3 separate regions of the Homo sapiens genome follow, and regions 1 and 2 are each linked to region 3. Evidence: chromatin loops called from intact Hi-C (ENCODE). Cell type or tissue: gastrocnemius medialis. All regions are shown on one strand. Links, peaks and the distances in the headings refer to the core of each region. The heading gives the core; the rest is flanking DNA.

Region 1 (5,341 bases), core at 249-5,248, 88 kb before region 3:
TCTTTAGTCAATCTCAAATAATTCATCTTGATTAACCCATTCAGTGTTTCCCAATCTTTAGTCATTCACCAGTATCTTGACCACATATGACTTGTCTGTTTATCAACTGTACTATTCTTAATTTTCTTTAAATAGATATGACTCTTTTCAAAGGTTCATACATTTATTTCTAAAGGAAACGATACAGTACAGTAAATGGAAAATTAGCCTCTTTTGCCATAAATAGATGGTTCTAGTAAAAGTAAAAATAGGAAAACAAAACTATGATTAAAGTTTAGATGTAGATTCTGTTGCAAGCTGAAGGCTCTGAGCTCCAGGCTTGCTTCATGGGGGAAAGAAAAAAGTGAGATAATCATTTTTCAAGACATACTAGCACTAAGCTGAGACTTTTACTTTGATGTGTTCTCAGCACTGCAAGAGAAGTGGAAAGGGAGTATTTTTTCCTAAGGGACTGGGGAAAGGGAGGATATTGGTTTCCCTTGGGACAAGACTGGGGCTCGCTGCGGGGAGGCACGGAGGGGCCGGCCCTCATCCCTCCTCTCTCTGGTCTCTGCAGTGCCCGGAAACGCCCCATCCCCTACTATCGGCCCAGCCCCTCCTCATCCGGCAGCCTCAGCAGCACCTCCTCCTGGTACAGCAGCAGCAGTAGCCGCTCGGCCAGCCGCAGCTACTCCCGGAGCCGGAGTCGGAGCCGGAGCCGGAGACGGAGCCGGACCCGCACGAGCAGCAGCTCTAGCTCCCGCAGCCCTAGTCCGGGCTCCCGCAGCCGGAGCCGGAGCAGGAGCCGGAGCCGGAGCCGGAGCAGGAGCCAGAGCCGGAGCTACAGCTCAGCAGACAGCTACTCCAGCACGAGGCGCTAAGTGCCCCTGAGCCAGCTGCCCGTGGGGGCCCCTTCGCGCTGCCAGCCTCCCCCAACCACCTGCCCTCCCCGCCTTCTTGGTGACAAATAGTGAGGGCTCCTATACCTTGTCCTTCCTGCTTGCCTAGGGGAAGAGGAGAAGAGGGTAAGGGGGCTTCACTCTCTAGATCAGCCTGCTAGGAGCCTCTACCAGCATCATCCTGGGGCCCAGCTCAGGCCTGGGCATATGGAAAGAACCATCATCTTGTGGCACAAAAAAAGAAGAAAGAAAAGAAAACTTCAAGGTTTTGTGAGAAGCAATGGGTCTGTGACTCAAAAATTGAGCCCTGGCCAGGAAAATGTGGAGACAGTTCTTCTCCTCCACTGCTCACAGGAGGCCCGTGGTAATTCTCCCCACCTCCCCGGATGCCCCACTAGTCCAACTTCATGGCTGCACGTGGATGGACCCCCATGTCTGAGAGGGGTGAAAGAGGAGACCAATGGCAGTTCAGGTTCAAGATAACGGGGTCAGGCCTTTAACTTCCTCAAACAGGCCCAAGCAAAGGCTGGAAGACATTTGGGTCCTAGAAGAAGGGATATCCTTGAATACCAGATGGGGACGTTTGACTTGGTGGGAGGTGTCAGGAGATAGGAGTTGGTTAAGATGATAGATAGAAAAACGGAAGGGTTCAGCTGCTGCTCCCAATACCTCAGCATGGTAAGGGGACAGAGCCCAGCAGATCCCAGCTGTGAAGAGGCCACTGCATGGCTGACACAAAACACCTCTTGGCCATTCACAGGGGCCCTGCAACCTCACGAGAAAGGAGATAGTGGAAGAGTCAGGACAGGTTGGTCTCCAGCCCCACTTCCCAAATATGCCTCAGCCCCACTAGCTGGCACCAACTTAATTCCACGGGACCATCTGCTGAACATTCCCCAGTGCCATGGCCAGTTGCCAGGCCCCAGCGCCAGCCAGTCTGGCCTTACCCTCCGGTTGGCGCCTGCCAGCCCCCTCCCCTCTGCCCAGGCTGCCACGCCCTGGATGCCACCCAGTGCAGCCTGGCACCTACCCACCCACCCTTCAGCTTAAGCCACTCCCCTTGCCTCTCAGGAATTTTGCCAGGATGGGGCACAGCAGCTCAGGTTTGGGGGAAAAGACCCGAATCCAGAGTGCAGGGGAGAGGGGCTTGGATATGCCATGTCTTGGGCTCCTGCTGGCTTCTGAGGTTTCTTGTCAGCTTGGGAAAGACCCACCTTTATTTTTGCCCTCACCCCAAGTCCCCCCTGGCTGGGGCTGGGCAGAGAGGGTAAGCTGATCTCCGATCCACAAATACCACCAGCTGCTTCATCCACAGAAGGCGCTAAGAACGGGGAGGTGAGGAATAAGATCCTTAAAATAAACTCTTGGGCATCCCCCTCACCAGCTGACTGGCTTTCCGGAGGCTTGTGGGTGAGTTTCAAGTTTGTGGTGGCAACAGCAGCAGGACAGGGCACGGAGGGAGCGAGGGAGAGAGGACCGGTCCCAGCTTTTGGATATTTTGGGTTATGGGGAAGCAAGGGCCAAACATTCTTTATCCCTCCCACCCCAGGGAAAACATTTGGAAAATAGTCCTTTTTCTTGGAAGCAGTGACGTCTCCCTACCCAATCTTTCCCATCCTATCAACCCATGGGGCTAGAGACTGCCATGCAACCACCACCACGACAGCCCTTCCTCCATCAGAAGACAGGAGTGAGGGCCCCGGGCAGCAGTGGACGACCCAGCCTCCCCATACCGGGCCTCTGGCCCAGACCTAAGCCCTGCCCACAAAGACTAATGGATGCCAGTGCTGTCACTGCAGAAGGCCAGATGGCAGGTGCCTGGGACAGGGGCAGGTGCCCCGGGGAGGGCAAGTACAGCCACTGTAAATAACCCTCGTCCCTGCCCAGGAACCCAGACTGGACTTCAGTCTCCCTCCATGGAGACAAAGGCTTCCCAGAGCCACCAAAAACCTTCTTAGCAGGACAGCTGTGAGAGGCATCAGAACCTCACGTTCGGACTGCCTTCATCAAGACAACTCTAGGGGACCATTTTGCCTGGGGCTCCTAGCAAACCTTTTTATTTATTTTATTTATTTATCTATTTATTTATTTGATGACTGTCTCTCTTTCTCGCCATTAGCAGTATTGAATTATTTATTTATACAGAGGTTTTGTGTGTGTGTGTGTGTGTGTGTGTGTGTGTGTGTGTGTGTGTGTGTGTGTTGGGGGGATCTCCTAAATTATTTCTGTGCATCTCCTTTTTTTTTCTGCTGTTTTTTATGGATGGGATTTGAGAGGCCAAAGGTGAGTGGGCTATTGGCCTTCTCCCTGAAGGCTCTAAGCCTGGAACACCCTGGGGTTGGCCCAGAAGGAGGCACATCAGTCCCAAAATTCATCACTTAACCCAGCGTCCAGGAGGGTCAGGCCTGTACCCCAGCCTCCTGTCCCCCAGGAACCTCACAGGGGTATCAAAAAGATGTAAACAGCCCAGAGGCTTATGAGCTACAGTGATGAATTGACACAGTGGAGTTGCAACTTAGGTGGGGGTTGGAGTCGAAAGTTGGCAAATGGGGCCAAGGCTGCACAAAGTCGAAATCCCTTGTGAATGTCCCTTAGGGAGGCACCAGATTGGAGACAGATGTGCTATCTCCTAACAGAGTGATGAGGCTTCAGTTGAGTACTTGCTGAAGTAGTTGCCTTGTATTTTGAGGGCCATGGTGGATGAAAATGATGTCTGGTTTAGTACTGGAATTGCACTTGGGGTTGACAAGGTGCTCACACCATGAGAATGGAGGCAGGAATTGAGCTGACTGAGGGAAGATGCACCTTGATCTCACCCTCACTCCAAGGCACATAGCAGGATCACTCCCTAGCTTCTCTGAGCACACCTAGTTGGTTTCATGTATGTTACACATGCTTCCACTCCACAGTACCTAATTTCTCTCTGTCCCCTGAGATCTGAAGGCTACCTTGGGAAGAGGCATCAGCCATCTTGCTTGAGAACCACCAAGCCAAAAGCAAAAGCTTTTATCTATGATCTCTTGCTGTTTCATCAGGGGAAAGCACAAAGCTATTTCTGAAATTAGGAAAAAAAAAAAAAAGGTGGAAGGAGCAGCCAGATGTTCCACAGGACCCCACCAAGAAGGTCATTTCCAAACCCATCCTGGAAGGGCCCAGGATCCAAAGGTCATCAGTCCTGCTTATCTGACCAACTGGCAGTGTCTTCTGGCTGCTGGCCGGAGACAGCTCTTGCCCTTTCCAAAGTCACTGTCCACTGCCTTGCAATTGCCAGCTTGTCTGGTCCAGCTTTGGGTTTGGTGAGACTTTTGCAACATCCCTGGTTGTTTCCCTGGCAATGTGACTATCCAGCCCTAACCCAAAGCAAGGGAGTGCCCCTTTCCTGGGTGAAGTTTACAAGAAGGCTGCTTAAATGCCTGCTTCGGGGAAATCTCTGCCTCTCTCTCTCTCTGTCTCTCTCTCTGTCTCTCTCTCTGTCTCTCTCTCTCTCTCTCTCTCTCTCTCTCTCTCAGTGTATTTCTCTACTTTCTTTTACATTTCCTTTTTTTCTATCCAAAAACAATGTGCTTGTTGAGGCACTGGTAACCCTGATTAACCAGAACCTCCCATTCCCAGTATCGCTGTTCCTACGCCCATTTCACCCTCATTACCTTCTGCTTCCAAGGAATATGACAGATCACCAGGATGCTGCTCGTCGTGAGGATTTATCTCAAAAACCAACATCCAAAATGGGAGGGAGATGTGGCTTGAGGTCAAGCGCCATGCATCCCAAGCCTTTGACCTTCCCGCTATGGAAGTGCACTGGATGACAGAAACTGAATACATTGCTCCCTTTCCCTAGGGCAAAGTTCGACCTCTGTTAAGTGGAGGGATTTGTGAGATAAAAATTCAAAATGTTGGCCTGAGGCCTGAGAGTGTCACCAAAGACAGAGGGAGCTTCACTGAGACTCAGAGGGAAAAGGAAAAGAGCCTCAAACATTTTTAGGAGGTTGTCCATCATGAAAGTAAAAACGAAAAGCAAGATTTGATCTCCCTTCAGTTAATTAGGCAAGGCTAAGTAACTCAAAGCCCCCTATTAGTAACATTCTGGTTCACTGAGGTTTGATCATATTCCTATCTGCATTCCTTCCCTTCTTTGAAGGACAGCTGATCTTTCAGAAGCAGAATAAAATTAAGATGTTAGAACAAAGGTCTCAGTCTCAGAGAACCGCATCACTTCATTTGCTCAGACCCATCCTCTTTTGCAAAAGGGTCTGCTTGGAGAGGCCAAAATTCAGGGTGCTCTCAAAGGCAAAGAAAGCACATTGTTTTCCTTCTCCAGTCCAACTTTCATCTTTTCTTCTGCTGTTTTCTTTTCCCCTCTTCTTTTTCACAAATGTTCAAAATGGTCTCATGCGCATGTGTCTTGCCCCACTTTCCCCTTTAGCTGAACAGAAAATTTTGTCTCAGTAAAACGAAGTCAAAAA
Region 2 (5,341 bases), core at 249-5,248, 130 kb before region 3:
TGCCATCTCACGCCAGTCAGAATGGCAATTATTAAAAAGTCAAGAAACAACAGATGCTGGTGAGGTTGTACAGAAATAGGAATGCTTTTACACTATTAGTGGGAATGTAAATTAGTTCAACCATTGTGGAAGATGGTGGTTCCTCAAAGACCTAGAACCAGAAATACCATTTGACCCAGCAATCCCATTACTGGGTATATACCCAAAGGAATGAATATATGTCATTCTATTATAAAGATACATGCACGCATATGTTCATTGCAGCACTATTCACAATAGCAAAGACATGAAATGAACCCAAATGCCCATCAATGATAGGCTGGATAAAGAAAATGTGGTATACATATACCATGGAATACTATGCAGTATTCCATACTATGAACAAGATCCTGTCCTTTGCAGGCACAAGGATGAAGCTGGAAGCTATTATCCTCTGCAAACCAATGCAAGAACAGAAAACCAAATACTGCATGATCTCACTTATAAGTGGGAGCTGAACATTGAGAACACATGGACACAGGAAGGGGAACATCACACACTGGGGCCTGTTGGGGGAGAGTGGTGGCTGAGGAAGAGCATTAGGGAAAAGAGCAAATGCATGCTGGGCTTAATACCTAGGTGACGGGTTGATAGGTGCAGCAAACCACCATGGCACACATTTATCTATGTAACAAACCTGCACATCCTGCAAATGTAGCCCGGAATGTACAAATTTAAAATTAAAATTAAAAAAAAACAGCACATCAAAAGTTCCACATTCAGGAAAGCAAATTAGTAGAAAAGCTCAATAATATAAATAGTCTCTCCTCCAGCTGTTTAAATAAAATGACATCTGATAATTTTTAAAAAGTGGCTCTCTTGAAAATATTATAAATATAGCTATATGATTCTTATTTGCTGAAGATAGAGACCCTGGCATATATTCTAACCATTTTATCATTCTTTCTACTAACCACAATGATCCAGATTCTTAAAATGGAATTAAATACAGCAGTACTTTATGATATTCTATAAAAAGTTGGGTAATTTCCAGATGATTGGCCACACAAACAAGTTTGAGAAGGCAGCTGGTTTTGTGGGGAAAATCTCAGGGTAGGAATCACACAGGCCTTGATTCAAATCCTAGCCTGGACACATTCTAATTGTCTAGCCATCAGCAAGTTAATTAACCTTTCTGAGGCTCAAGACAGTAAAAGTCATACCATTCTCAAAGTGTTTGTATCCCAATATATAAAAAAACTTGGCACATAACAAGCGCATAAATGCTAGTTGTGTCACTGCTGAAATAATGACAATATTAGTAGTAAGATTATGTTTTCCCCTTGAGGTTCCACTAGGTTGGCATGTTCCAATTCCCAAGCAGTTTTTCATCTAAAACCATCTTCCTTTGCCATGGGATAGTGTTTTTAAAAAAATCCCTGGAGCCTGCCCCAATTATAAAAGAAGATAACTTGACTTCATTTAACTGCAGCCTCAGCATTTGAATTTAATTGAACAGGAAATAATTATTCTTGAAGAGCGGAGGTTTTTGAGGTTCTGCGAGGCAATATAAGATACGTATCTCGTTACATTAGACCTTGGCAAATATACTTTTAATAATCAGCTGCTACTTAACATACCTTCCGCCTGCTATTAAATTTCCAGCAGGAACTACGGACACGATATATTGGGGAGGGAGGGGGCTGAACGGCTGATGAGTTATTTAAAAAGTGATTTATTTACCAAGGCAAGCCATTTGCAAATTCAATAATAAATCTATTTAGGAGTAGTTAACCTCTATAACTCTGTTTTTAATAATCAGTTGGTGTTTGGGTAACGTACAACGTCTGTCTCATTAACTCGGCATTAAGTCCTTATTTAGGTACTTAGTCTGAAGTGTGACCCAATCAGCCATGAGGTGGTAATGAGGCACTGGCTATAGGTCCTTGATCATCCAAGGACCTGGGTCCTTCCCTGGCTGCACCAGCTCTGGTTGGGGAGTTGGGGAACCATGAGTTATCTAATGCTCCTCTCTTTGCTCCTCACAGTGCCTCTCATGACAAAGACTTGACACCACCACCTTCCTCCAGGGGAAAGAAGAAAAAGAAGAAATCCACTCGGAAGAAGAGAAGGAGGTAAGAGCACCAAGAGGGAGATAAAACCTGTAAGATGCAGGCAGGGACAAAATATGGGTTTCAAAGTCAGACAGTGGCTCCCTCTTGGGTTCAAATCCCCTCTCTGATGCTTAACTAGCTGTGTGACCTTGGGCAAGTCACTTTACATCTCTGTTCCTGTTTTTATTATACTTCTCCAAAATGGTGATAATATCTACCTTTTGAGATTTCATGAAAATTACATGAAAAATTAATGTGGAAGCGGCTGTCACAGTACCTGGCACATGGTAAATGACTAATTAATAGGAAGCATAGTCTTTTTTTTTTTTTTTTTTTTTTGAGACGGAGTCTCGCTCTGTCACCCAGGCTGGAGTGCACTGGCATGATCTCGGCTCCCTGCAATCTCCGCCTCCCAGGTTCACTCCATTCTCCTGCCTCAGCCTCCCGAGTAGCTGTGACTACAGGCGCCCGCCACCACGCCAGGCTAATTTTTTGTATTTTTAGTAGAGACAGAATTTCACTGTGTTAGCCAGGATGGTCTCCATCTCCTGACCTTGTGATCCGCCTGCCTCGGCCTTCCAAAGTGCTGGGGTTACAAGCGTGAACCACCGCGCCTGGCCGGAAGCATAGTCTTTAGCATGAATATTGAATTATTTTTTGAGAGCTTACTAGATGCAGAGGACTAGACTAGGCACCGTGGTCTTCATTATCTCTTTTATCCCTGACCATTGTCTACCAGGAAAGCATTATTATTCCCATTTTAGAGATGAGAAAATAAAGGCTCACAGAGGTGGTGACAGGATCTACAGGGGCTTGACGCCAGGTTCTCAGTTGGTTCTACGACGCCCACCTAACTAGTTCAATATCTAGGATAATAGGTGGGTGTTGGAGGGGAGGGGTGCTGTTTGTTTGTTTGCCAGCTATTGACTCTTTGGTATCCTATGCATTTTTTCTACGTCCAATTCCTTTAAAATTTTTTTATATTTAAAATGATTTCCAGATTTGCTTGTAGGCTGCCACTAACTAGACTGAAAGCATCTCTAGTGTGCCAACTCCAGAGGGGCAGGCTTAAATTAACCCTTAAGGCTGCCAACTGAGAATCACAGCAAACTTCTGAGGCAGTATTTATAGAAACCTGTAGGGGGCAGCAGAGAGCAGCATCTGATGACTTGGGCTTCAACTCCAGGTTTTCTGGAACCTTGTTTCACAGACACCCCTTAGCCTCATTCTAAAAGGACAGGCTCAAAGAGGAGCCAGGGGGAAATATGGATGAAGACTCTGAGTCCTAGCCATTGTAGGGTAGGAGATGAAATTGAGGCAAGTGCTTTGGATTTCCTAATTTGAGGGGTGGGCCAGAGAATACTCTAAAAAAGGAAACCTCAGATATTAAGATTCACTAATTGACTCGTTCATCCAGTGAATATTCACTGAGCATGTGTCTGGGGACAAATGTTATGATTCCTTGAAGGCTGAATTGTTTCTCAGCCATTCCCTTCTGCAGACATGTTTTGTTTGACCTGCAAAGTGATTTGATTTTTTTTTTAATTGGTGGTCAACATTTCCAAATCGGGAGATTTCATATGAAAATGTGGAGTTTTGGAGGCTCCTTTAGAAAAGGCAGGTGCTGTAGAAGCCCAGACCTGAATTCCTACACAGGATCTTCGGCTAATCTGAGAAGCAGACTCCCCTCCAGCCAGAACCTCTCTGGTTCCCCCACAGTCCCCACTACTCCCTACTGTCTTCCACCCAGCCTGCTTCATCCATTCATGTTACCTGAGAGGGCCCTGTTAGCATTGAATTTGTAACCTCTCATCTGTTTCAACCCTGGTCTTTTGTCAGCGGGGAAATAAGAGACTTAGAGATGAGCCTTGACATGCCCAAGGTGGCTCTGTGAGTTGGTAGTAGTCAAGATTGGAACTTAGGTCACCTGAGCCTCAGTCTTGAGTCATCACCATGGACTCAGAGTAGCTCTGTTGCTCAGGTAACACTTTGATGGCACTATCCGTGCAGCCGCAGCCTGGCAAGATATCCTTCAGGGGCTCAGTCTTACCAGGGAGACAAAGGATGGGGCAAAGGAGAAACCCTGAGACTTTGAGAGGAGGGTTGCAGCTTGAAGGGAGAACAGCAGACAGAAGGAAGCCTTTCCAGCTTGACCAGGCAGGCAGCTGTGAGGTGCTATGGTGACTGAGAGCAAAAACCAGTGGGATCCCAGCTCATCTACTTCCTAGCTGTGTGTCTTTAGGCCGGTCACTTCACCTCTCTGAACTTCATTTTCTTTGTCTGAAAAGGGAGGGTAGCAATTGTACCTACCTAAGAAGTGTGTGAAAGGATTGAATGAGATAATGCTTACAAAACACAAGGTAATGGTTTACATTAACTTGTTAAAAATTAAAATCAAATGAAAAGTAAAATTAAATTTGTGAGCAATTAAAAATTGCTTACAAATGCAAGCTAGTATCAGCATGGATATTATCTTTGATGTGTGTTCCTGCAAGAGCTAAAACCCTGTATAAGGACTGGGGAAGGTTCTTTTTGAAACCAACCTTGGCCTTTAAGAGCCTCCTTCTGAAATGTGTCTTCTTGGCCCTGGCAGGTCCTCATCCTATAGCCCATCGCCTGTCAAGAAAAAGAAGAAGAAAAGTTCCAAGAAACACAAGCGACGCAGGTATTGTCCTTTTTCTCTGCAAACAAGACCTCCCCAGGTGGGGTGGGGAGGACAGTTGATGGCACTAAAAGGTCATCTGGAAGCATATCATGTCATTTATGTAAAACAATTATCTATGTCTTTTTACGTATTTGTGTCTTGTGTAAGCTGGGACTGTGGCTGCGAAGACTAGAGGTCCACACATGCTAACTGAGGCCAGAGGAGGACTTGATTATAAAGAAGCAGGAGTGACTCAGGGACCAGCCAGGCCTGAGCAAGGGGCTAGAACAAGGAGTGGAAAGCTGACAGGACCCACCTGGGACCTGAAGTGCCCGCTGTCTCCTGGTCCCCATGAGGGACATGGCTGCACCCTGCCCCATCTCTCCATGTTGCAGGCCAAGTTGCAAGGAGACACTGAATCTCTCTGTCTTGTTCCTTATTCCAAATTCCCAAGGAAATGCCCCTCTTGTCAGTCCATTGCATGCTAGAGAATGAGATCATGTTGAAAAACATGGCTGTGCTGAGATTTCCCATGCTGGTGCATGGGGATGCAGTGACGGTAGTTACAGCGCATCATGAACTGGGCCCATGTTCCTGGTGTTCA
Region 3 (5,341 bases), core at 185-5,184:
TGTTCTTCACAATGTGTTTGAAGAGCAAAAAGTTTTAATTTTAATAAAGTTGAATTTGTCAATTTGTTCTTTTATAGATTGTACTTTTGGTGTCAGATCTAAGAAATGTTTGCCTATACCAAGATCACAAAAGTTTTCTTCTATATTTTTTTCTAGAATAGAGTTTCTCAACCTTGGTACTCTTGACACATTATTTTAGATAATTCTTTGCTGTGGGGGTCTTTATACACATTATAAAATGTTTGAGAGTGCCTCTGGCCTCTACCCACTAGACACCTATAGCATGCCCCCTCCACTTATGACAACCACAAATATCTCTAGACATTGCCACGTATTTCCTGGGTTGTGGGGTAGGGGGTGTCAAATTGCCCCCATTAAGAATTACTATTCTAGGAATTTTATAGTTTTAAGTTTTGCATTTAGATCTATGATCCATTTTGAGTTAAATTTGCATTTCATACAAGTTATGGATCCAAGTGCTGTTTTGTTTTTTGGGGTGGTGTTTTTGGCATCTAGATATCTAATTCTTCCAGCACCATTTGATGAGAGGACTTCCTTTTACCACTGAATTATCTTTACACCTTTGTCAAGACTCAATTTTTTATATATGCATTTGTGTATTTCTGGACTCTCTATTCTGTCCCATCGGTGATGAATATGTTGGTCTTTTTTTTTTTTTTTTTTTTTTTGCCAATGCAATACTATTTGGTTACTAAACTGTAAGAGTCTTGAACTTGATTCTTCTTTATCAAAGTTGTTGTGGCCATTGTAGATATTTTGCATTTCATATGAATTTTAGAATCAGTTTGACAATTTCTACCAAAAATAAAGCCAACTGGGATTTTGATTGGGATTGCATAGATCAATTTGGGGAGAACAGACATCTTATCAAAATTGAGGCTTCTCACCTATTAACATGATATATTTCTTCATTTATTTAAGTCTTTTTTAATTTTTTCTTTAAATGTTTTGTAGCTTTCAATGTATAGTTCTTTCACCTTTTTTGGTCAGATTTATCCCTAAGTATTGAATTTGTTGTAAAGGGTATTTTAAATTTCAATTTCCAATTGTTTGTTGCTAGTGTATAGAAATAAAATTGATTTTTGTATATTGATCTTGTGTCCTGCAAATTTGCTAAACTCATTAATTAGATATGGTAGTTTTATGTAGATTACATAGGATTTTCTACATAAATAATCATGCTGTCTTCAAATAAAGATAGTTTTACTTTCCAATCTGGATGCCTTTTGTTTCTTTGTCTTGCCTTATTTCACCAGTGAGGACCTCCAGCATATTGTTAAATAGAAGACGTGGTAGTATATCCTTGTCTTATTCTGATCTTAGGAGATAGTATCCAGTTTTAGCCATTAAGTATATTGTTAACTGTGGGAATCCCCTTTAAGATTTGTTTAGTGTTTAGTTAATTATTCCCCACCAATGAGTAAGACCCGTCTGTAGTCTATTCAATGCCCTGAGATCCATGAGGTTTTCCAGTCTGGCAAATGGGAACAGACACTGTTCTTGGTCCTGTGTAAATGCCAACACTGTTATTTCTAATCCTTTCTGATAATTCTTTCCCCAAACTTGGGTCATTTCCTCAAATGTGCAGGCTGATCCCTCCTGTCTTGAAAATCCAAGGATACTCTCTGGCCAATCTTTGGCTTTCTCCCTCTATGCAACTCTCTTCTCTCCACTATTCCAATCTGGTTCCTCCAGACACCTTGGCCTCCCCAAACTTTCACTTCTGTCTCCTTAATTTAGGGAGTCTCCTCGAATCCTCCTAGGCTGCAGCGTGGAAAGTCTCTCAAAGCAGTATGCTGGAGCAAACCCAGGGCTCACTTTGTTTCCTGTCTTTCAAGGTTAACTGTCCTCTGTTTCCTAAGATCCAAAGTTTAAAAACCATTGCATCATACATTGTATCTATTTTTTGGTTGTTTTAAGCAGGAGGAAAAAAAATCTCATTCCTGCTACTCCCTTCTCATGAGAAGCAGAAGTTTGTTCAATTGTTGAACTAACACATTCCCAGTTTGTGTTGGGATTCCCATTGTTGCTAGCAAAAACATTCCAATTATTATAGTCACATGACCTGTCTGGCCTGGGAAAGACTGAGCCAGAGTCTTATCCTGCTCTAGATAAAATGCCAGAGAATGGCCAGAAGTGATGGTAATTCTTTTTAATTATTCCAAAATAAGGGGTTTGGACAGAAAGTATTTGGGTGGTATTGAGAGGTGGTAAAGCCCACAGAATCTGGAATTACAAAAGGCTTGGGTTTGAATTCTAACCCAGTGACCTCCTAGTCATGTGTGACCTGGGAAAAAGTTACTTAAATTCCCTGATCTTCAGTTTCGTTATCTATGAGATGGGAATTAATTATAACCGTACCTTACTGACAACGAGATTGTTTGAGGAGTCACTAGAATGATACCTGTGAAGCTCAGTGCCTGGCAGGTAGTAAATTATATACTATTGTATGAAAAATGATAGCTGTTATTATCAGTAACATGCTATGCTATACAGATCCAACCCTTTTGACAATGATCTAACTTTGATTTTGCCTTGTCTGCATCTATAACCCTAATAAAGCTTAGATTCATTATCTATTTCAGTTGGATAGGCCTAATACCCTGTCCCCCAAAATTGTGTGAGCTGTGATGTCAGCGCCAAAATCAGTAAGAATCAACAGTGGCTTAATTTAGTTGATCAAAGCTGAGAACAAAGACTTGGGATCTGGTTTCCATGCAGATATTTGGGCCCTGCATTATTTAAATTATTTGATTGGACTGTTGTGCTGAAGATGTCTATCACTGGGACCGTCCAACCACACAGCATCCTAAAGGGAAATGCCCCACCTCCATGCCCTGGTTAAGATATGAGCCCAGTAACCCTTGACTCTGGCCCACTGCTGATTGGACCACACCTGATTAGATATGAGCCACCAGATCAGGTCTGATCCAGTCAATGACATAGGCCTTGGCCTGGTAAAGAAGAGAGGAGTCTCTCTCTTCTGGAAATTTGGACTATGTATAGTATATCCAGAGAACTAAATATACCCGGAGACCAAAATAGTCATACTTTGGCACTGAAGTAGCAAAGTCATGAGGTTGACTTCTGGCTGGAGAGGCTCTGATAGACCAGAAGCAGGCAGAGGTTTAGAGGCAGCAGAACCATGGGTAAGCAATGAAAGGGTTTGGATGTTTGTGCCCCCAAATCTCAGATTGAAAGGTAATCCCCAATGTTGGAGGTGTGGCCTGGTGCGGGGTGAGTGGATCATGGGGGTGGACTTTTAACACCATCCGCTTGGTGCCTTCTTTGCAATAGTGAGTGAGTTCTTGTGAGATCCGGTTGTTTAAAAGTGTGTGGCACCTCCCCTTGTTCTCTTGCTCCTGCTCTCACCACGTGATACATCAGCTCCCCCTTCACCTTCTGCCATGATTGTAAGCTTCCTGAGGTCATCCAAAAGCTGAGCAGATGCCAACCATGCTTCCTGTATGTACAGCCTGCAGAACTGTGAGCCAATTAAACCTCTTTTCTTTATAAGTTACTCAGATTCAGGCATTCCTTTATAGCAACACAAGAATGGCCTAACACACCCAGTAAGTAGAGAGAGTAGAATGAACCCACAGAGGAAATAAGCCAGGCTAGAGCCCAGCTAGTCCCCAAGCCTGCTTAATTCCCAACAGTTTCCATTTCATTTCTGGCTCCTGTTCACAGCTATCTCTTTTCAAAACAGCTTTTTCTGTTTTGAAAATAACAAGTAACACATTATCACTGGGAAAAAAAAATCAGAAGAACCCCAGAGAAGAATCTAAATGTAACACAAATTCTCATCTTCCCAGAATAGTGCATTTCCTTCCCGTCTTTTTTCCACACAATTGCAGACATTTTTTTTTCCAGAAAATTTAGATCATACTATTTATTAGACATTTTATTTGTTTACTGTAACTTAACAATGTATCATTTCCCACCACTTTAGGAGGCCAAGGTGGTAGGATCACTTGAAGTTGGGAGTTCAAGACCAGCCTGACCAACATGGTGAAACCTCGCCTCCACTGAAAATACAAAAATTAGCTGGGCATGGTGGCAGGCACCTGTAATCCTAGCTACTCGCTAAGACTGAGGCAGGAGAATCGCTTGAACCCAGGAGACGGAAGTTGCAGTGAGCCGAGATCATGCCACTGCACTCCAGCCTGGGCAACAGGGCGAGACTCCACCTCAAAAAAAAAAAAAATGTGTAATTAACTGTTCCCCATGTCAATAAATATTCTCTTCTAATATTCTTTTAAATGATTTTCTAGTATGCCATCCTAACGATATGTCATCACGAATTTATATAATTCCTTGTCATTGAACAATTAGGTTTTTCAAAGATTTTTTCTTTGCTTTTGTAAATAATGTTGCAATGAACACAGCTGCAGCTAAATCTTTGCACACATAAGTGATTATCCCCTTATCATAAATTATTAGAAGGCCAATTGTTGGGTCAATGGGCATGCACATCTCTTAAATCTCTTATACATATTGTTCAATTACGCTCCAGGAAAGCTGTAAAAAATTTATATTCCTACCAGTAGCATATGAATGCATCTGACCCAAGGAGTTTTTTTACTGATTCTGCCAGACGTTGGAGACCACATTTCTACTGTCTGCTATATGTCTGGTATACAGTAGGCACTCAATACCCGTTTGTTGACCCAAACTGAAGTGGCTAGGTGTCCTCCTTCTATCTCAAGGAGTGACTAGAGAGTTTTCTTTCTCTTGGGCTAAGTTGAGGGACCTGTGCTCCTTGCAGCCACCACAGCACCTAACACTTTTCCCTGCATGCTCTTCTTTGGGAAAATCATTTCTTTTTTCTTTCTTTTTTTTTTTTTTTGAGATGGAGTCTCACTCTGTTGCCCAGGCTGGAGTGCAGTGGCATGATCTCAGCTCACTGCAACCTCCGCCTCCTGGGTTCAAGCGATTCTCCTGCCTCAGCCTCCTGAGTAGCTGGTACTACAGGGGCGTGCCACCACTCACGGCTAATTTTTGTATTTTCAGTAGAGATGGGTTTTCACCATGTTGGCCAGGCTGGTCTCGAACTCCTGACCTCAAATGATCCATCTGCCTTGGCTTCCCAAAATGCTGGTATTACAGGCATGAGCCACCATGCCCAGCCTGGGGAAATCATTTCTAATTTCACCAGGGAATGCAGAACCCCTGGGCAGCAGATCCAAGCCAGAGATCCTCCCCTCTTTCAAACTGTGACCTCCCAAGAGTGGAGTCTGTTCTTTTCTCTCACTAAAACCAGTTACTGAGTAGAGAAAGACAGAAGAAAATGAGACAGATGGAGAGCTCATTAAAACAA

Evidence for each region. A loop is a pair of places that touch in the nucleus more often than their neighbours do. Peaks named below come from ENCODE experiments on the same cell type or tissue, not always from the same donor. Only the 100,000 strongest peaks of a DNase experiment are listed, where the experiment ranks them.
Region 1: it touches region 3 in a loop (4-fold over the local background); 2 of 110 quality-filtered maps call a loop at or near these places.
Region 2: it touches region 3 in a loop (4-fold over the local background); 7 of 110 quality-filtered maps call a loop at or near these places.

The regions. Positions count from the first base shown.
Region 1 is chr12:119,155,939-119,161,279 of GRCh38, forward strand. SRRM4 (serine/arginine repetitive matrix 4) reads left to right here. Exons shown (of 13, transcript NM_194286.4): 13 at 557-5,341. The coding sequence ends at 860. Among named protein-coding and RNA genes, the nearest start is that of HSPB8, 20 kb to the right of the region's middle. In gastrocnemius medialis, for the core only: no CTCF peak of the experiment used is centred there; DNase peaks (open chromatin) are centred at 1,813, 2,233, 2,693 and 4,113; H3K4me3 peaks cover 720 bases; H3K27ac peaks cover 4,794 bases.
Region 2 is chr12:119,112,251-119,117,591 of GRCh38, forward strand. SRRM4 (serine/arginine repetitive matrix 4) reads left to right here. Exons shown (of 13, transcript NM_194286.4): 3 at 2,028-2,114; 4 at 4,687-4,758. It overlaps LOC105370021 (a long non-coding RNA gene), which reads right to left. Exons shown (of 3, transcript XR_945429.3): 2 at 4,637-4,709. Among named protein-coding and RNA genes, the nearest start is that of SRRM4-AS1, 63 kb to the left of the region's middle. In gastrocnemius medialis, for the core only: CTCF peaks have their summits at 3,234 (motif pointing right) and 3,435; no DNase peak of the experiment used is centred there.
Region 3 is chr12:119,244,213-119,249,553 of GRCh38, forward strand. All of the region lies in intron 1 of LOC105370025 (a long non-coding RNA gene), which reads right to left. Among named protein-coding and RNA genes, the nearest start is that of LINC00934, 56 kb to the right of the region's middle. In gastrocnemius medialis, for the core only: no CTCF peak of the experiment used is centred there; DNase peaks (open chromatin) are centred at 3,109 and 3,397; H3K27ac peaks cover 2,479 bases.